Regions from separate parts of the Homo sapiens genome. Here region 2 is linked to region 1. Evidence: chromatin loops called from intact Hi-C (ENCODE). Cell type or tissue: PC-9. All regions are shown on one strand. Each heading gives the region's core, and the rest is flanking DNA. Links, peaks and the distances in the headings are about the cores only.

Region 1 (10,936 bases), core at 2,133-7,132:
ATCTCATATAAGCCTAGTGCCTAGCCCTATATAGGAATAAATACATAGAGCTTGAGTGATAACTTCTCTCACAATATGTTTTCAGCACTTCTCTCACAATATTTTTTCGTCACTAATGAATTCTTTAGAAAATAACTCCTGAGAGTAGCAAAAACTGCTTAATTCAAGTTGACCCATTTAAATATTTTTAATATTTCTACCAGCAAGTTTAGTTTATATCTCTAAATATATCCATCTTTGACGAACCATCTTCTATCACACTTAGAGAGGAAGGGAAGCTATCTCTCCAGAATTGCTATTTTTAAATGGTTTTGATATATCTTATTTATTTAGCACTATCAGGAAAAATAAGAAATATAATTAGCAAGTTAGCTGCTTTCAAAAGTAATCATTGCCTGAAATGGGGATAACATGGGTAAGTACCTAGTTGTGTACCTGGTCCATGCCGTCAACAAAAAGATTCAAACTCTTTTTGACTGTTCTATCAGTCTTAAGGGCTCTGTTTTAATGTTAATGCTGGTCAGCTGTGCCCAGATTCCAATGGGAGGAGGGTGTAATGAGGCATGTCCGACCCCTACTTCCCATCACGGCCTGAACTGGTTTTTTAGGTTAACTTTGGAATGCCCTTGGCCAAGGGGAGGGCCCATCAGTCTGTTGCATGGCTTGATTTTTGGTTTACAATGCTGTATGCTCAGTAATGGCAGCTGTTATCATTGTGTGCTTCCTCTTTCAGGAAGGGCTGCCTTCTTAAGTCACCTCACAGGAGGGCATCTGGAGATAACACTAAAAGAGGAAATAAGATGACTTGCCAGGCACTTTCTTTCATTTATGCACAGTCCATGAGATTTCCTGACCTCTTTCATCACAAACAAAGAGGTGTGTGCAGCTTTAGAAATTTAATGGACATGCTACCCATGTCATAAAGAAGAAACTGTTTCAGTTGTTTGTCTTTTCTTACTCCATTTGGCTACTGCTATATAGGGCCTGCTTTCCTAGACCCTTGTGTTTTCCTCAAATCTCTGATTCTACATTTACATGAAAAGCCTTTAGACTGATTGCTCTGAGATTAGCCAACTGTTTCCTAGGTTTGATCACACAATTCCACTCCTACACAATTCCTTCTCTCCTAGGTCTTGTGATTCCCCATCCCCAGCTGAGTCATTCAATTGCAATCACATTTAATTGTCTCCACCTGAGTGGCTTTTTCTTTGGGCCGCTTGCCTTTGTCAAGCAATTGGAGGCAACATTTATTTATGCACATAGCATTTCTAAGGATCCATGGTACCAAGTGACTCTTCCAGATGAAGTAAAGTGACAGCTCTCCACATGATAATGACAGTGACATTTGAATTAGCTGCAAGTCTCCAGAAACAGGCATATTTCAATTTAATTTTTATCCAGCTCAAGATGAACTTAAAAAATTGTTTTCAACCCTTGGTTTCATACTTTGGTTAATACCATGCATTAATTCAGTGAGGTTTTTGTTTTATAGTTATGAATTCAGTAGTGGATGCATAATTATGACCATAACTTTTCACTGACTAGGGCTTCAAAAATTGATAAAGGAGGCACAGAAGAACAGATCTTCTTGGCATAGACTAGCTAGTTGTTGAAAAAAACCCCTCTCCTCTGCCTCCTGGGCACCCAGCCAGGCTACATTTCCCAGCTGTCCTTGCAGTTAAGTGTGGTCATGTGACTGCATCCTGGTCAATGGAATGCCGACAGAAGTAAAATGAGTGACTTTCAGGTCTAGCCCATTAAAAACCTCCAGGCACCATCCTCCATGTTCTTTCTTATTGGCTGCTGATAGCAGCAGGAGGCAGACAAATGCCTAGGCAGACAGGGGCAGGTCCCTAGTGAAACCCCACCTTCAAGCCTGTCTTTGGCTTGTTTAAAGCCTGAAGGCCAAGTTACAAGTCAAATCCACAGACCAGATTGAGAACCTGTCGTCCCATTTGGTGTGCTTTCCTTTGATTTATCCCCACCTTTCACCGATTTTACATATACCTACTCTTCCCTTATTGTTTTTACACTGTGCCCACCTTTGATTGGTGCCTTTGTTTTAACTGTTTTTGCATACTCACACACCAACTGAATGTTGCCTTTTCCAATGCTACCTACGGCCTGCCCCTCCCCTATCCTGTGCCTATAAAAAATCCAGACTCAGCCACACTGGGGTAAGAGATGACCTGACTTTGAGGAAGAGATGATCTCACTTTGGGGGAAAGGTGACCTGACTTTGGGGTAGAGGCCAACTGACTTCAGGGGAGAGATGACCTGATTTTGGGGGAGAGACGACCTGACTTCAGGGAAGAGACAACTCAATCTTCCCATCCCCTCTCCACTGAGAGCTGTTTCGTCACTCAATAAAATTCTCTGCCCTCATCACCCTTCAACAGTCAGCATGACCTCATTCTTCTTGGATGCGGGACAAGAGCTCTAGACCCACTGAATGTGGGTACCCAGAAAGGCTGTGGCACTGGCCCTCTGCCCTCACCAGTGGGGGGGCAGCGCCGCACAAAACAGAAGCAGTGGCAGGGCCAAACCAGTCCCAGAGCCATGCTGGTCCTGGAGCTGTGGGCCAGAGGGGGACAATAGGCTGACTAGCTGCTAACATACTGCAGTCCATCTGGCTGTGAACAGCAGAACAAAAAGAGCTAATTAGCACACTGTAACAGCCACTCTGGGGCTTTGGGGTCACAGGCACCCCTGCCTGGGTACCACCACATTCCCCTTGGGGCAACATGCCTGGTCTGGCGGCAGGCCCTGCATGGAACTTGCTTCTGTGTCGGCACTTGGAGTGGCCAGCTGGACCCCACACTCACTCACTCATGTGTTCCCTCCCCCTAGGGGCTGAGGATGCAGTTGTGCAGCTGCAGGAGTTACAGGCCGGAATGCAAGCCAGATGTGGCCCGGTGGGCCGTGTAGAGGGTGTGCCCCCTGCTGCAAGTCTGGCAAAGGGGCTGTGAAAAATCCTGTGTCACCGTGACCTTGTAAGTCCTATGTTAAAAAATGCAAAGCCACAAGATGCAAGAAGCCTGGGTACCAAAATTATCGCTTGGAGGAATGTTACCCATCTATCAGGAATACCTCTTTTGGACCTTACATGAAAAGGAAATACACTTCTATTTTCTTAAGCCACTGAGATTTGGGGTTTATGTGTTATCGCATACTTTACCTTAACTGGTAAAGATAAATGCTGTACGTCTTAAAATAAAGTACTATTTTTCTCCTAATAACAGGGATATTTTCATTGTTTACTATTTGGAAAATACTCCATACTAGGTGTTAATGTCATCTGAAATATGTTTTTAGGAATAACTCTTTGGAAAATAACTTTGCTAGTCATAACTTTCTTTCTTTTTCCTGAAAGTGGAAGGTAAAGGAGGAGGAAAAAACCTCAATCGAGATGCATTATTCTAGTTAAAGTTCTAGCAATGACTCAGGTTATTCTAATAACTAAATTAACTCAGCGAATCAAGCAATTTTGGAAATTGCAACTTTCTCAGGGCTCCAAGCCATGATACACTCAATGTTTCAACAACAGTATTTCTACTTTACTACTAGGACACAACTTGGGCTTTGGTAGAAATTTTCTCAACATATTTCAGTACATACGGAACATTTTAAATTATTTCTTATGTAATATTTCTAGCACTTTGACCAATTTATTTGTGATCAGGGCAATCTGGATATGAATACATTACAAACTACTATGAATAAAAGTCTGTTTGTTTTATGTATGATTATATAGAATTAACTAGCTGGTGTTCATCAGACATCAGCTAAGATCACCCCCACCCACCTCTTTGTAATTGACCTGAAACTGACTTGAATTCCCGAAACTTGATTAACTCAATTTCCTCAAATATCCCAAGCATTTTCACATGAGAGTACAATTTAGTGAATGAACATTTGGAATGACAAGGGAAGAGGAAGTATAAATCTCTATACTAAAAAGCAATCATTTAAAATATGATTATTATGTATTCATATATTAAAGAAAGGACTCTGACCTTCATCTCTTCTCCTATTTCAGCTTTCAATTCCAGTTCATGTTACATACAAAGAATTTGAACTATTTCCTTGTTTCACTATCTCCTTTCAGATCATGTCCTCAGAGTTTCATTCTCTACACCTAAAGCACTCAATCAATGTAATCCTAAGTAAAGCTGCTCCAAAGGCTCGGGTGACATCTGTTAAAATAACTACCCTTACATACACACACACACACACACACACACACACACACACACACAAACACGCGCGCGCGCGCAGTATCCTCGGTTTATGGTTCTTGGTGATTCTGAAACAGTGAGAGAAATAATGAATTTTGAACATAAGATGTAATTAAAAATAGTGCTTCTTAGAATTAACATACACATTACACACGTTACCTGTGAATTGTGAATCTTATTAAAATGCAGATTCTGAGTCCATAGTCCATTCTGGGGTGAGATCTGAGATTCTACATTTCTAACAAGCTTCCAGTTGATGCTAATGCTACCAGCACTTGGGCCACAGTTTGAGTACCTAGATTGTAGAACATTCAAATATTCATTGTAGGGTAGAAAAAAATTCTCACCCATTGTAAGGGTCATGGCTGTGGCATCTATAATACAAGACAGATTAATGAGAGAAAACCATACAAATCTGTTTAATATAAATTTTACACGACATGGGAGTCTTCAGAAATGAATACTCAAAGAAACAGGGCAAACTTTTTATAGATAGTTGTGCATAAGTATTATTGGGGGACAAAAGGGTACGATCTTGTAAAATTAAATCATTCAGACTTAAAGCTGTTGGAACTTTAAATTATTTTGAGCTTTGAGAGGAATGTGACTATGTGGCATGAGTCATGTAGCATGCAGCTGCAACTTCTACTTTTTCCTGCAAATCATTAGGAAAGGCCTTGTGGCACCAGAGATAAGACCCCCTTCAGATCATCACCCCTCCTCACAGAATGCTAAAGCAACCTACCTTGGAATGTAGCAAACTATAACCAACCAAACTGCTATACCATATATATTGACCTTGTATGGAAAATGTTGCAACTCTGTTAACTGCCTATATAAGTGAAACCTTAACTTTCCCACTTTGGAACGCTGACCCATTCTTTTATAGTCAGTGTTTCTGGGTGTCCATCCTCAAGCTTTGCACTCAAATAAACTCGAATAAGCACAGTTGATTATATTTTCTGAGTCATATTATTTAAGGTTGACAGTCTAATGGTAATAAACTAGAGGGAACTTAGCAAGGCATGTTTGTTCAGATTCTTTTTTGTGTTCCTTTGCCTTCAGAGATAGGGACATTCCTTTCCTCAGGTATAGAAAGGACACCTCTGGAATGAAGGTTTTATGGCCTACTTTAGAGGAAGGTCAGATAATTCTTTTATGGCCTGCTTCAGGGGAGAACGGTGAAAGAAAGCCAAGAGAAACCTTCCTGCTTCTGCTATTATTTCAAATGCCAAGGTGCCATTTTTGGGGGTAGCATATCCTGAACCCCGTAACTATCCATTTACTGGTATTGTTCTGGTCACCTAAGAATCACGTGGAGAAGAAGAGTGATTAGACATACAGCCAACTGGACCCTCTTCCTTGGAAGTTCTGATTAGGTACACCTTTTAGAAAACTCTTTGGATGAACCTAACGTTGGGAACCTCTGATTAAGGCTTCTGCTCCTCAAAGTGGGGTCCTCAAACAAGCCGGACTAGCAGCCTTCAGGAGCTTCATAGATATGTAGAATCTTGGGTCTTAACCCAGCCTTACTGAATAAGAATTTACATTTTAACAAGAATCTCCGTTGATTTGTATGTACATTGAAATTTGAGAAGCGCTACTCTAGAATATCATAACAATACAGTGGAAAGAGAGAACTGGGGATATTTTAAGTGCAAAACATTAACATCATCATAGCCAACACTCACTGGAGAGTCAGAAAGTACGTTATATTAGTATGCTGTTTTACAATTCAAATTGTTTTCAGACATGTTTTTCTTATTCAATTTAATCAGTATCTCTCAATATCCTTCTGGGAGACAGGTATTATTCTCCTACTTTTATAAATAAATCTTGGTTTATTACTGAGGTTAGAAACTAAGTTGTTTTTGTTTTTTGTTTGTTTGTTTGTTTTTGAAACAGGGTCTTGCTCTGTCACCCAGGCTGGAATTCAGGGACACGAACGTGGCTCACAGCAGCCTTGAACTCGTGGGCTCAAGTGATTCTTCCTCCTCAACCTCTCAAGTATCTAGGACCACAGGCACACAACACCATGCCTGGCTAATTTTTAAAATTTTCTGTAGAGATGGGGGTCTCATCATGTTGCCCAGGCTGGTCTTGAACTCCTGGTCTCAAGGGATCCACCCACGTCGGCCTCCCAATGTACTGGGATTACAGGTGTGAGCCACTGCACCTGGCTGAAACTAAGTTTTATTCAACTTGGTAAGACTCATACATTTTAAAAGCTAACATTTACTATCAAGGGAAGAATCCTTAAAACGGAACTTGAATCTTACTCAAAATAGTCTCTCGGTCAATCAGTTAGTATATGTTTATGTGAAGAGGAAATTTACTTGCTCATCCTGAACTTATTTAATGATGTTAAGCCTACTAAGTTGTAAATTAAGCAAGTTTGGAAATGGAAGCTGACATGCATTTGAGGCTAGATATATTGTTATAGTTTTTGTGATACAAATATATTTTTCATGCAGTTATATACAAAGCTTTATATTCAGTGCCATGTTTCTTCAGACAACTGTTGAGGCTTACTGTCAGCTGCACTATTCTTCACTTACTCAAAAAACATTTCTTAAATACCAACTATGAACTGTCTAGGTTTTGGAGGTACAATATTGAGTGAGAAACAGTTTTGACAATTGAGGAGTTTATAGGCCTAGACAGAGGACGACTAACTGCTGTGAGGAAGGGGATAGGAGAATCTTCAAAGACAAGGTTATATCTCCTAGAGGTCTGAAAAGACCAACTGAGAGCGTGACAGGAATAAACGAAGGAAGGGCATCCCAAATTGAGGGAATAACAGGGTCTGAGACATAAGGTTCTGAATGAACTTGAAATGTTTGGGGAGTGATGATTCATTTTGACCAGAGTTTCGGGGAAAAGGGGGGTGCCTGGATTAGGAGGATGAGGAGGTAGCTTGGGGACAAACTATGGAGCCTTGGATGATATTCTATAGATCCTGAACATTTACTTTCTGTATATATGTGTATATATATATATATATATATATATATATAAAGTGAGATCAACAAACAGATAATAATAGATAAGAGATTTTAAGCAGGGCAAGGAGTGACCTCATTAGGTTTAGGTTCAGGGTAAATAATTCTAGGCATAGCATGGAGGATGGCCTAGAATAGACAGAATATTCTGAAAGTACAGACGCTGGTTTGGAGGCTGTTGTTTAAGTGTTTAAGTAGAGGAGGTGCCTGATTTGGGAGATGTTTCTGAGACAGAATCAGGACTTGTTGCTTACTTGGGTGTGGGGAAAAGGAGAAGTTAAAAATACCTGATATTTTTATCTGGGGACTCTGGGCAGATGATGATACCACTAGCTGAGAGAGGACATTTAGAAAAAGAGCAAGGTGGGATGAAGCTAAAAAGGTTGGTCCTTAACATATTGTCATAAAAGTGCCCGTGAAGTAGACAGGGACAACAGGAACCAAAGAAGCTATGGTTTTCAGTCTCAAAATGTCTCCTTATTAATGGTCCTATTAATTGCAAATGGGGAAAAGGTACCTTTACAGTGGACAAATCTGGAGGACACCACCTTAACCAAATGATTCATCAATACCAAAGTGATGTTGTGTGCCTCCTGATACAATACGCTGATAAGGACACAACTTCACTTATAAAGTTCTCCTACCAAAAATTCATAACCTGATTCTAATCAAGAGAAAACATCAGACAACCCCAAATGGAAGTACCTGGCACAAAACAACTGTCCTGTATTATTCAAAACTGTCTAATAGGACACGGCACTGAAATGCAGTGGGTCCTGGACTGTGGGGCGTGGTGGTGAACTGAGGCGCTCCTCTTGCAGCCCACTGTCACCTCGTCAGCTCCATAGGCTGCAGAGTCCGGCCATGTCCTCGTGCCACAGGCCGCCCTGCACCCCCCCGCGCCCCCCCGCGCCCCCCCGCCACTTTCTGCGCCTGCGTGCATTTCAAGTGCTTGCGTGACATCCCCCCGCACCCCCCCCGCCACTTTCTGCGCCTGCGTGCATTTCAAGTGCTTGCGTGACATCCGGGCACTGCATGACTGGAGCGTCTGGCTCGCGGAGATCAACATGGCAGTTTTCCTGTGCACCCGCATAAAACCGTCCGCCTACTCAGATGTGGCTGAGGGAGTGGACTGCTGCTGGTCATCTCTATCAGAGGTATCTGAAAGCTCCCTATCTGAAGAAACATGGTTGGTAGCTTCAACCCTCACCCAACTCTATAAAATAAGAAGCCTCAAAAACTTGGCCGGGCGTGGTTCCTCACGCCGGTAATCCCGGCACTTGGGGAGGTTGAGGTGGGCAGATGGCTTGAGCCCAGGAGCTCAAGACCAGCCTGGGCAACATGGTGAAACCCCATCTCTACAAAAAATACAAAAATTAGACAGGCGTGGTGGTGTGTGCCTATAGTCCCAGCTACTGGGGAAGCCGAGATGGGAGGGCCACTTAAGCCCAGGAGGCAGAGGCCGCAGTGAGCCAAGATGGCGCTGATGCTCTACTTCAGCCTGGGAGACAGAGCGAGACTCCATCTCAAAAAAAAAAAAAAAAAAAAAAACGAAACAGAAACCTTTCTGTCACTTGAACGCATTTAGTTTACATCGTACATTAGAAAGGAGGGCAAGGTAGGTGCCAGTCACAGTATTAACTGCTCCAGCTTTTGGCAGGAGATGAACTATACTAGGAAGTTTCAAACTCAAAAGTATGCCACATTTTTCGTCAGACCTATGTAGTCTGAGAGCCTAAGAGAAAGCATATGAGACAGACACTAGAGATCCAATATATGGATTACCGACATGTTGAAAAGAAAACTGGAATAAAGGGAAAATAAGAAATATTTGAAGAAGAGAATAAAGTTTTCTTGAGCTCGAGAAAAATGTTTCATCTTCAGATGAAAAGGCCCTGTCATGGTCAAAGCAAAATTGACAAAAATTGCCCGGTACCTGAGTGGGAACAATAACGTTTTAAATTTGAAAGGAAAAGAATGCCATAGATTTCCAGAAAAAAGGAAAGATTATCCACAAAGTACATAATCAGACTTTGCCTGAGTGTCACATGATACAGGATATACGAAGCAACATATATATATTTTGAAAGAGACGGCTGTGTGTAATTCTATATCAAGTCACATGTGAAAGCCACAGAAATAATTCTTGCTTATATATGGGCTCTGAAAAAATTTATTCACAGATGTACTATACATGACCAAAAGATTAATCAAAATAAAGACTTTCTTTTCTTTTTTTTCTTTTTTTTTTTTTCTTTTTTTGAGATTGAATCTTGTTTTGTTGCCCAGGCTGGGGTACCGTGGTGCCATCTCGGCTCACTGCAACCTCTGCTTCCCTGGTTCAGGTGATCCTCCCTCCTCACCCTCCTAAGTAGCTGGGATTACAGGCGTGCACCACCACACCTGGCTAGTTTTTTTGTATTTTTAATAGAGATTGGGTTTCACCATGTTGGCCAGGCTGGTCTCGAACTCCTGACCTCAAGTGATCCGCCCTCCTCAGACTCTCGAAGTGTTAGGATTACAGGTGTGAGCCACTGCAGCTGGCAAAATAAAGACTTTGGAAGTAGAAGTATGTGGTACAAGTCCTGGTGGTGAGTGTAAAATTCAATTAAATTAGGACATCTGAATAATTACTGTAAATATGGTTTAAAAGCCCTGCAAATGTTAAAAATAATTTGAATATTAATCTATTTCATTTTTTAAAAATACTTTTTAATAAAAATAATTTAGTTCCCTTAAAAATTGTTGAGATTCATTAAAATAAATATGCTAGATAATAGTAATATTTATATCACTATTAAATTTTCTAAATTTGAGAATTGCACTGTGGTTACATTAGAGAATGGCATTGTTCTTAGAAAATACTGAAGTACCACTGGGGAAAGGGACACACCCATATACTGTATACATATATATACATATATACATACAGATATACACATTTACCCATATGTGTATATATATATGAGAGAGAGAGCAAATGTGGCAAAACATTAATAACTGGTGAAGCTGGATAAAGGGCATATGGGAGTTCTTTGTACTGTTCTTGCACATCTACACATTTGAAATGATTTCAAAATACAAGTTTAAAAAATTTTAAACTTTACAATTTTTAAAATATAGAGTCAAGACGTTATTAATATTCTGGTATGAGCCATTTTCATGCAGTGGTTGGGGCAGAAGCCAGTTTGATTGAGTTTGTCGAGTAAGAAATGAGAACGTAGAGAAAATAGGACATGACTCTTGGACCCCTGGGTGGAGTGGCTTCTGAAATACAAATATTTCACCTACTTTCACATTAGGTTTTCATAGTTTGAATTTTCTGAGGCAGATCACATTTATATGCAAACTCAATTATGGAAGTACCCCTATATATTCATTCTATGCTATAATGTAACAGGGCATAAATTCTTCAGGGCTGCCATCATTTTAAACTAGAAAGAGCGGTAGCATCCATGTGAGGAGAGAGAAGTACCAGCATCCCAAAGCTGCTCTTTGTTGCTGGTAATCACAATGCTGCATTCTCTCCAGTCCCTTCCCTTGGAAAGTATTTAGTTCCTGCAAGTCTAGGCAGGATTCTTGGGTCGAGACAAAAGTGACTGTTTTATTGGCTCTGGCTCTCAGTGGCTACCTCATTATACTCTTTACTTATGAAACTGAACGGAAATGATTGTGTAAACACATTACCTGTTATTA
Region 2 (10,936 bases), core at 2,489-7,488, 300 kb before region 1:
GCATGCCACATTCACTGTGTGCATACACCACGCACTCTTCCTTCTGTGCCTCAAAGCACACTTCTCCCCTTACTTGATGGAGACTTCATTTTTTTTTATTTTTATTTTTTTTGAGATGGGGTCTCTCTCTGTCACAGGCAGGAGGGCAGTGGCGCAATCTCGGCTCACTGCAACCTCCGCCTCCCAGGCTCAAGGGATCCTCCCACCTCAGCCTTCCGAGTAGCTGGGACCACAGGCATGCGCCACCATGCCTGGCTAATTTTTTTTTTTTTATTTTTTATTTCGCCATGTTGCCCAGGCTCGTCTCAAACTCCCGAGCTCAAGCAATCCAACTGCCTCAGCCTCCCAAAGAGCTGGGGTTACAGGTGTGAGCGACCACGCCCAGTCGAGACTTCATTTAACATGCTGGTTTGGGGGTCCCTTTGAACATGTGAATGTCATGTTAGACATCACAATTTTAAATATGTTTTTAACAAATATATTTAAAGAGCTTTGAACAGCAATTTGCCTGACTTTGGTTGTGCTGAGTTTTTTGTTTTTGTTTTTGTTTTTTGAGATGGAGTCTCACTCTGTCGCCAGGCTGGAGTGCAGTGGCACAATCTCGGCTCACTGCAACCTCCACCTCCTGGGTTCAAGCAATTCTCCTGCCTCAGCCTCCCAAGTAGCTGGGACTACAGACGCATGCTGCCATGCTGGGCTAATTTTTTTTTTTTTTCTGTATTTTAACAGAGACGGGGGTTTCACCATGTTGCCTAGGCTGGTCTCGAACTCCTGAGCTCAGGCAATCCGCCCGCCTCGGCCTCCCAAAGTGCTAGGATTACAGGCTTGAGCCAACGCGCCTGGCCGGCTGTGCTGATTTGAATCAATACTTATAGCCAACTCCATATTATGAAGCCAGAGCACTGGATCATTAGTTCACTCCACCAGTTCATGCCAGGTAATTCATTTGCCACAGAGACACGGTTGTAAATAAGATGTAGTCCCTGCCCTCCTGTGCCCTCCATTAGTTAAATGCATTTTTCATCTGACTCCAAGTGGAAAATACTAAGAAATTATTCTTTTCCATTTTTAGGGTACATGATGAGTCTAAGGGCTTTGGATTTCTAAATGAGGTTTAATACCTATTCTTTGCTTTACAGTGGCCATTTTTCCAAATGTATCTAGAATGATTAATTCAAATCCCTCCAAAAGTTCAATGGTGAGTGAATTTTGAAGGAAACTGATTCTTCACCTTGCAATCAAATATTCTATTAGCATAGAAAGATTGGGCATGATAACTCTTGCCTGTTATTTTTTGAGAATCCTTGCTGAGGAATGCCCAAGGTCTAAAAATGGACTGAATGAATAGCGTTTTGTTGTTGTTGTTGTTTTTCTGGGCAGGGTCTTGCTCTATTGCCCAGGCTGGAGTGCAGTGGCCCTATTATAGCTGCACTATAGCCTCAAACTCCTGGGCTCAAGTGATCCTCCCACCTCAGCCTCCTGAGTAGCTAGGACTACAGGCATGTGCCACCAGCCCTGGCTAATTTAAAAAAAATTTTTTTTTTTCTTTTTGTAGAGACAGAGTTTTGTTATGTTGTTCAGGCTGGTCTCAAGCTCATGGCCTCAAGTGATCCCCCTGCCTCCACCTCCCAAAGTGCTGGGATTACAGGTGTGAGCCACCACACCCAACCTGGATAGATAGCATTTTAAAATCTATCTTTTGCTAGGATTTTGTGGCTTAGATGTTGAATCTCCAGAGAAACACTTCTTACTGCTAAATCCTTCCCCTTCCTCTGTTTGCCTTCTCTTTCCAATTCAACTGTATGATTACTGGGGGCTGAAATGGTTGCTCAAATTTTGAAATCCCTCAGAGAACCAAGCAACATGATGACCACGTGTATCCATAAGCACAGCACCTGGCTGGCTGAGGGCTGGTCACATTTGTTTAGTAGGATTCCACAGTTTGGAACTTCAATGGAGGGGGACAATAATCTATTCAAAGCAGTTGGAGCTATTCCTGTCACGTTATTGTCAAACCACAGGAAATTATGCCTTTCCTCATTACCACATTGAGCGCTGTAAGTGGCTGATACCTTTGACCACACAGAGACTTTGTGATAGCATTTTCTTAATCTAGAAACAAAAATATTTCAAAAGATTAAAAAATATATATGGAATGCCACATGGTTGTTTCTACTTAAAATGACTTGCTTACTTGGAGGGTAGAGTCATTCTTTTTTTTTTTGAGGCAGGGTCTCACTCTGTCACCCAGGCTGTAGTGTAAGTGCAGTGGCACGATCATGGCTCATTGCAGCCTCGACCTCCCAGACTCAAGCAATCCTCCCACCTCAGCCTCCTGAGTAGCTGGGACCACAGGTGTGTACCACCATGCCTGGCTAATTAGAAAGAGTCATTCTTTACTCAACAAACGTTTACTGAGCACCTAGTGTCTGCCTGGCTCTTTCCAAGTTGCTGGAATAGGAAGTTGAATAAGGCCCGGGCCTACTCTTGGTCTATGGGAGAGGAAAACCTGTGCGAATGAACAGCCGTATCCGGCCTGAGCCAGATATCCATTCATTTATCCAACTACGATTCACCCAGCTTCTGTTTTTGCCAGGTAAGACACTGAGCCAGGAGATAGCCTGGAACCAGATTGTGAAGGGCCCCTGAGCCAGGCTAAGGAGTTTGAAAATTACCCTTAGGTAATTGGGAGATATTAGAAGTAAAATCATTTCATCCACATGAGGCAGTCTGTAGACCCTTCTTGTTTAGAAATGTAGCTATAGGGAAGGAGGGCGAAGAAGAGACTGTCCATACTTGTCACTGAAAAAGCATATTGACATCATCAGTGTTGCAGCAACGTCATACAAGAAGGTGCTAAATCTTACTTTTATTGGTATTTCTTGGTCCACATTTCGAAAAGATGGGCTTGTAACACCTCTATATTATGAACACTTCATGGTCATTTGGTATCAACTTTTATACTGGAGCGGAAAGAAGTTTAATCAATTTGAAATGGTTAAAATTACATTTTTGTGTGGAGATCTCTGAGGTTTGCAGTGCCTTGTACTAGGGTTTGTACATTAAAAGCTGGTCTTCAATCATGTATTATGTTCCTGGGGCAGCTGTAACCAATCCCTACAAACTTGGGGGCTGAAAACAACAGAAATATATGCTCTCATGTTTTGGAAGCCAGCAGCCCGATATCAAGGTGTCGGCAGAGCCGGATTCTCTCCAAAGGCTCAAGGAGAGAATCCTTCCTTGCATCTTTCAGCTTCCAGTGGCTCCAGGTATTCCTTGGTTTGTGACTGCGTCACTTCAATGTCCACTTCCATTTTCACGTCGCCTTCTCTGCGTCTGTGTCTTCTCCTCGTCTTTCTCTTATAGGGGCACTTCTCATTGGATTTAGGGCCCACCTGGGTCATCCAGGATGATCTCATCTCAAGATCCTTAATTACATCTGCAAAAAAAACTCTTTCCCAAGTAAGTTAGCATTCACAGGTTCCAGGGATTTGATATGGACAGATCTTTGGTGGGGGGAGGGCTGCTATTTAACCCACTATAAATCGTCATTAGTGGGTTGTCTAGTAGAGGCACTGTAGTGCGATGGTTGAAATGATCAGTCGGTCAGCACTGTGGGCAGGGACATTTTACCGAATGAGTGGGTCTGTGGAAGGAGAGAGGATAACTGAAGATTTTCGACATTAATCAGAACATTATCCAGTGATTTAAGGACCAATATGGAAAAACTTATAGGACCCATAAGTGGGTGAAGAGAAAGGGGTATGGAAGGAAGGAAAATGAAAGGTTTGTAATTGGTTATTTGTTTCCTGTGATTACAGGGATGAATAACACAGGTGGTCATGGCAGAAAACAGTTGTGCTTCCTCAAGAGCAGTGAAAAATACCATGTGGGAAAAGAAGTGCATATACTACCCTAAGTAATTAGAGAGGTCAGTCACAAAATTTAAAAGAAAAGAAAGTAAAAAAGAATATAATCTGAATGGGTTTTTTTTGAAGAAAGGATAGTAATTATATAACCCTGAATTTGTCATTTCAAATATCATTGATAACTTGAGCTAGGAAGGTGAGAGCACCGTGAGTTCATATATGCAAATGTAAATTCTCAAAGCCATACGTGCATGCCTAAGGCATTCCTCTAAGGTTCCACTGACTTTCTCTGTATAAGCTCCGTGTTATAACAGGTGTATAAATATACATGCAACATGCATCGAGAACAAACATATTGGCATCTAATGTTTGGAACCTTCCGCCTATCAGGGCTTCTTTTCTGAAATAAGTCATGAAGTTTCCCAACAGGAGAGATGGATACCAAAAATAAAATCCATTTAAGTCCTCAACCCATTCAAATAATAAATCCTTCAGATTAGAAAGAGGTGAGGTCAATTGAATCTAACATAGACATTAAGAACTATCTGCCCCAAAGAAGGCTACTCCACACTTTTGACCATATTCCTTTGAAACAGGGAGGATTCATGTTCTCTCTCCTCTCCTGGAAGCTGACAGATACCCATGTATGATGTTGACATTTATGTATGTCTAGAATGCCTAAGGCATTTGGCTTGGCCAAGGCCGGTTGTGACTTGGCCCCCTGCCACCATTCTTTGTACCACAGGTGTTTCCAAGTAGGATCTCATTCGAGTTGGGAGGGTGAGTTAGGGCTTTAGACCACAGGAGCAGCTGAGGGAAAACTGTAAGGGGCCAGGCTTAGCCAAGAAAAGAAGGCTGAGAAAGATCCAAACCAGACAGCTGGCTACCATTCTAACCTCTATCCCCACCCCAGCGCTACCACACTTCAGGCCACACCCTACCCAGAGTGTGGTTTTCAAACCACAGGCTGTGTCGTAGGAAATCAATTTATTGATTCTTGCCAGCATTGAAAACAAAAATTAAAAAAAAAAAAAGACAAAATAAATCACTAAAAAGAAATCAAGCAAGAATTTTCAGAACTCCCCAGCATGGTAAGGGTAACTATTGTTTATCAAACTTCTGTTTGAGTTATTTATGAGGGGGAGAGATGACTGATCTGTGATGTACAATGTTTCTTTCAGTGTGAGTCAGACTCACACTTGTCAAGACTTCCATCCCCCAGCCTCCTGCCTGCTTATGGCCTCAATTCCTTTCTTTTCTCTGTCTAGCTTCGACTCCTAATCACTCACTTCAGATTGATTTTAAACCCTTTCCTCCCCATGTCCAGCTGAAGTCTTCCTTCATGCCCCAGTCCTGAATCCACTCCAAGAACCTGTTTGCCATTTTTTCACCCAGGCTCCCAAGTACTAACAGATAAAATATACACTTTGCCATGCTGTCACCTCAAAATTTGTCACTTGTTCCTGGTCAACTTACTATTAGCTGTGCCACCTTCAGAAACTTCGTAACTTCTATGAGCTTCACTCTTCTCACCTGCCTAATGTGGAAGGGGATGGCCATGACACATGGGGTTGCTGTGAGAGTTGAAGGAAATATGTACATTGTAGGTGCTCAGTATATGGTCTCCTTTATTATTACAACAGCCTCTTAGTTCACAAATCAATGCACTATTATTACATGAAATACTTCTTGACCTCTTTGTAGCCTTGTGTGTGTGTGTGTGTGTATGTGTGTGTGTGTGTGTGTGTGTGTGTGTGACAGGGTCTCACTCTGTCACTCAGGCTGGAGTGCAGTGGTGCAATCTTGGTTCATTGCAGCCTCTCCAACTCCCAGGCTCAGATGATCCTCCTGCCTCAGCCTCCCAAGTAGCTGGGACTACAGGTACATGCCACCATACCCCAGCTAATTTTTTCTCTGGGTAGCTGTGATGGTTAATACTGAGTGTCAACTTGATTGGATTGAAGGATGCAAAGTATTGATCCTGGGTGTGTCTGTGAGGGTGTTGCCAAAAAAGATTAACATTTGAGTCAGTGGGCTGGGAAAGGCAGACCCACCCTTAATCTGGGTGGGCACCTTTAATCAGCTGCCAGCATGGCTAGAATATAAAGCAGGCAGAAAAACATGAGAAGACTAGACTGGCCTAGCCTCCCAGCCTACATCTTTCTTCTGTGCTGGATGCTTCCTGCCCTCGAACATCAGACTCCAGGTTCTTCAGTTTTGGGACTTGGACTGGCTTTCCTTGCTCCTCAGCTTGCAGATGGCCTACTGTGGGACATTGTGATTATGTGAGTTAATACTTAATAAACTCAGTTCTGTCCCTCTAGAGAACCCTGACTAATAAAGTAGCTTTTGACAATGCTGACCACACTCTACTTTCTGAAACCCTCTCCTCTCTCACCATTTTTAGTCTCTGGCTTCTCTATTCCACCAACATCTCTGATTGCCTTTTCTCTCTTACCCCGTAAGTGTTGTTGCTCCCTGGTTTGAATCTTTTGCTTACCTCTTTTGGTGTCTGACTTCACTCTACAGACTAGAGGCTAGGTCTTTAGTTTCTAGATTTCTTTTGAGTTCTGAGCTTCACCTCGTCTTATCTCTGCAAACAGAAACCCCAGATAGCTGCTCATTCCTGCTCCAACTCTTGCTTCTGTTTCAGGGCCCAGTGTCTCAGCAAAGACTTAGAACATGGTGCTACTTTCTTCCTCTCCCAAGAAGTCATGTGAGTCACTGTGTTAACTTTAAAAAAAAATCGTAATTTCAAATTTACAGAAGAGTTGCAAGAATAGTTAAAAGAATTCCCTATATCCTTTACTCAGATTCACTAATTGTTAACATTTTACCACATTTACTTTCTCTCTCACCTCTTTTTTTTCTGAACCATTTTCTGAACCCTTTGAAGGTCCCTCAGCTTATATTTCCTAAGAACAAGAATATTATCTTACATAACCACAGTGCAATGATTAAATTCAGGAATTTTAACATCAATGCTGTGATATTGTTATCTAACATAAAGTCCATATTTAAATGTTGCCAGTTGCTCCATTGTCCTTTACAGCCCTTTTCTTCCTCCTCATCTGGGATCCAATCCAGGATCATGCATCACATTGAGCTGTCATGTCTCTTTAACCAGGAACAATTCCTCAGCTGCTCTTTTTCTTTCAAGACAGTCACATTTTTGAAGAATATGAACCAACTGGTTTGTAGAATTTCTATCATTTTGGGTTTGCCTGTTGTTTTTTTCATGATTAGAGTCAGATAATTCGGGGTAGGAAAACCGATAAAGGATGTTGTGTCCTTCCTGGTGCCTCACATCAGGACGCACGTGATGCCGATTTGTCCCATTCATTGATAACTTGGATCACTTGTCTAGATGGTTGCCACCAGATTTCTGCATTGTAAGGCTATCATTTTTCCCACTGTAATTAGTAAGTAACCTGGGGGAGGATAGTTGGAGGCTCAGGCTCAAGTCTCCTGTTCTTCCTCAAACTTCCACCAAGTAGTTTTGGCACTTATTGATGATTCCTGCCTGAATTGATTTTTTCTATGATGTCAGCAAAAACGGTGAATTTATGACACTATCATTTCTTTTTTTTTTTTTTTTTTGAGACGGAGTTTCACTTTGTCACCCAGGCTGGAGTGCAATGGCGTGATCTCGGCTCACTGCAACCTCCGCCCCTCAGGTTCAAGCAATTATCCTGCCTCAGCCTCCTAGGTAGCTGGGACTACAGGTGTGTGCCACCACGCCCTGCTAATTTTTGTAGTTTTATTAGAGATGGGGTTTCACCATGTTGGCCAGGCTGATCTTGAACCCCTGACCTCAGGTGATCCGCCTGCATTGGCTTCCCAAAGTGCTGGGATTATAGGCATGAACTACTGCGCCTGGCCCCTATCATTTCTTCTAATGTGACTTACCATTTTCTTATGTTCTAACCTGTATGTATAAACCAACAAAAATGCAATTTCAAAATTTATATGCTAACAATAATAAAAATAACAGTAGCTTCTATATGTTGGCCCATGGGCTTGTCCTGCCTGACTAGACACAACATTATAGAGGTGCAATGTTGCAAGGAACATTTTCAAAGACTTTGAGAATGTGGCTGATGCAAGCTTGTGCTGTCATTTCAGTCTTTAAGAGTCGGCTTAGGGCTTGTTTGCAACTGACATCCTCGTGTGTTATGGCTGTGATTTTAAAAGAGAATAGAGATACATGTATGTAAACCACATTCATGTTCAGTTCATACTAGATCTTTAACATTAATTTTGATTGACCAAAAATATTATTCAGTTCTCGTAATCTGGCAGAGAAATGTCTGTCATTAGTTCTGTGGGGCTACAACAAAGGCTTGAGGTGTCGAGGAATCAGGCAGAGGCAAATCCTTTTCAGGTTCCTGCTAGATAACAGATGTTTGCATTATAAAGGAAAACTAAACACAACTGGAATAATTGGGCGCGGCATTCAGAACTGTCACTTCTGCAAGTGCACCATAGGAAGAAGGCCTCTGCTCTTCCTCTGAGAATCAAGAGGTGGTCTCAAAATTGCGAGCTTGGCCAAGCGTGGTGGCTCACACTTGTAATCCCAGCACTTTGGGAGGCTGAGGCAGACAGATCACCTGAGGTCAGGAGTTTGAGACCAGCCTGAGCAACATGGAGAAACCCTGTCTCTACTAAAAATACAAAATTAGCCGGGCATGGTGGTGCACAACTGTAATCCCAACTACTCGGGAAGCTGAGGGAGGAGAATCGCTTGAACCTGGGAGTTGGAGGTTGCAGTGAGCCGAGGTTGCAGCATTGCACTCCAGCCTGGGCAAAAAGAGTGAAACTCCATCTAAAAAAAAAAAAAAAATTGCGAGATTGATTTTGGTCAGGTGCCTACGTTTCCGTAAGCCTTAAACAAACATCACCCATTCTACTGGTCAAACACACCTTCCTAACACCAGCGTGAGAGGAATGAAAAGGTAGAGCGCTTCAAGGGTGTCTGGCCCTCTTCCATTTTCTACCTGGAAAAAATATCTTCATCCACGTACTGCTGTTTGCTTATAACAATTGTGCCCTGTATTATCTGAGTCTCGAGGCCAGTGCTAACACAGCTGCATACCTGAACAATGACTCACCCCTAAAGTCATTTTCAAGACACCCTGACCATGAGTTTGTTATGGAAATAAAGAAAAAGTTTATGATTTCAGGGAGACTTGTCCTCCAAAGAGGCAGAGTCCTCAATATGTAATAATAATTAATAGAAATTTCTCTTGTGTTTTTTTAGGGTGGAGCAGCAGATGATCTTTTTAAAGTGTTTTTAATTGTTAAACTTTTTGGAACACATCCATTTATGTGGTTCAAATATCAAAAGAATATGAAAAATACAGTCCCATTCGACTGATTGCCCTCACTCTCTTGGGATAATGCTTTTTATTAGTTTCTTGTTTAACCTCCGATATATATGCAAAAACAAATATATAGTTGTAATGTCCCCTCCTCTTACACAGTTGGTATTATAAATCATCTTCCTAATATAATATTCTTAAACTTAACATTGTTATTACAAGAATAATGCATATTTATTTGTTTCAAATAAATCAAACAGTATAGAATGGACTGAAAGAGAAAGGGAAAGTTCCTCTTTCAACTCATTTTCCAGAGATAGCTACTGTGAACAGTTTTATGTGAATCATTCCAGATGTTTTCTAATAATAGTGTTAGTGGCAAGAGCTGCTTGTGAAAGTTTTTGGAAAATTGAGAGCCGGTTGTTAAACGAAGTCACTATTAAATGATATAAACTTACAATAAAATAAATTATATGAAAAGTAAAGGTAATAAATGCTTAAAATGCATCACCGCCTAATTATTTTACACATTTTACTATTACTATGCTCTTAGGGTTACTTACATCTACTATATCTGTATGGTGGAAATACTATAAAATGCTGGCTGCAGGCATCTCTTCCCAACTCCTCTTGACGACTTTACACCTCTACTGATGCTATGGTTTAAATGTTTGTCCCCTCTAAAACTCATGTTGAAACTTAATCCCCAATGTGGCGGAATTGAGAGGAGGGGCCATTAAGAATTGATTGAATCATAGGGCCCTACCCTCAAGAACGGACTAATTCATTCACAGATTAATGAATTAATGGGTTGTGATGTGAGGGGACTGGTGGCTTTATAAGAAGAGGAAGAGAGACCTCAGCTAGCATGCTCAGCCCCCTTGCCATGTGATGCCCTGTACCGCCTCAGGACTCTGCAGAGAGTCCCCACTGACAAGAAGGCCCTCACCCCAGATGTGGCCCTTCAACCTGGGACCAGCCTCCATAACTGTAAGAAATAAATTCTGTCCGGGCATGGTGGCTCATGCCTGTAATCCCAGTGCTTTGGGAGGAAAAGGTGGGAGGATTACTGGAGGCTAGGAGTTGGAGACCAGCCTAAGCAACACAGCAAGATCCCGTTTCTAAAAAAAAAAAAAAAAAAAAAAAAAATTTTAATTAGCTGGGCATGATGGCATGCACCAGTGGTCCTAGCTACTCAGGAGGCTGAGCCCAGTAGTTTGAGGGTGCAGTGAGCTATCATGCACCACTGCATTCCAGCCTGAGTGACAGAGAGAGACCCTGTATCTAAGGAATAATAATAGCAAATAAATAGAAAAAAATCATTTTCTCTATAAATTATCCAGTTTCAAGTATTCTGTCATAAGCCACAGAAAATGGGCTAAGACAATTGACATAGTATATAAAATATAACCCCCCAAAATGACTCAAAAATAAGAAACGTAAAGGTGCAACTAAAATGCCAATACAATACTTTTAAATTTAAAGAAAATTAGCATTACAGTAAATGGCATTGCTTAGTCAGGAAAAAACGTGGCTAACTCTCATGGATGTACAAATGCCCTTTTCCTTTTTTTATTCAAATACCCAAGTAGACAAGACCTGTCTTCCCTCATCCTGGAAAGCCCCCTCTTTGATTTGACAAATATTCTATGTAGATGCTCTCTCCTCTAGGAGGGAGAGATTAATCTCCCCAACATTCACACTTGAAGGCGGGCTAGATTTAGTAACTTACTGACAAAAATCCTT

Evidence for each region. Peaks named below come from ENCODE experiments on the same cell type or tissue, not always from the same donor. Only the 100,000 strongest peaks of a DNase experiment are listed, where the experiment ranks them.
Region 2: it touches region 1 in a loop (11-fold over the local background); 8 of 110 quality-filtered maps call a loop at or near these places.

The regions. Positions count from the first base shown.
Region 1 is chrX:13,283,032-13,293,967 of GRCh38, forward strand. All of the region lies in intron 1 of LINC02154 (long intergenic non-protein coding RNA 2154), which reads right to left. Among named protein-coding and RNA genes, the nearest start is that of LINC02154, 15 kb to the right of the region's middle. In PC-9, for the core only: no CTCF peak of the experiment used is centred there; a DNase peak (open chromatin) is centred at 4,060; H3K27ac peaks cover 2,275 bases.
Region 2 is chrX:12,980,129-12,991,064 of GRCh38, forward strand. No RefSeq gene overlaps it. Among named protein-coding and RNA genes, the nearest start is that of TMSB4X, 10 kb to the left of the region's middle. RefSeq lists an enhancer at 4,469-4,648, a cis regulatory region at 4,573-5,234 and a silencer at 7,053-7,249. In PC-9, for the core only: no CTCF peak of the experiment used is centred there; DNase peaks (open chromatin) are centred at 4,643 and 5,023; H3K4me3 peaks cover 658 bases; H3K27ac peaks cover 3,206 bases.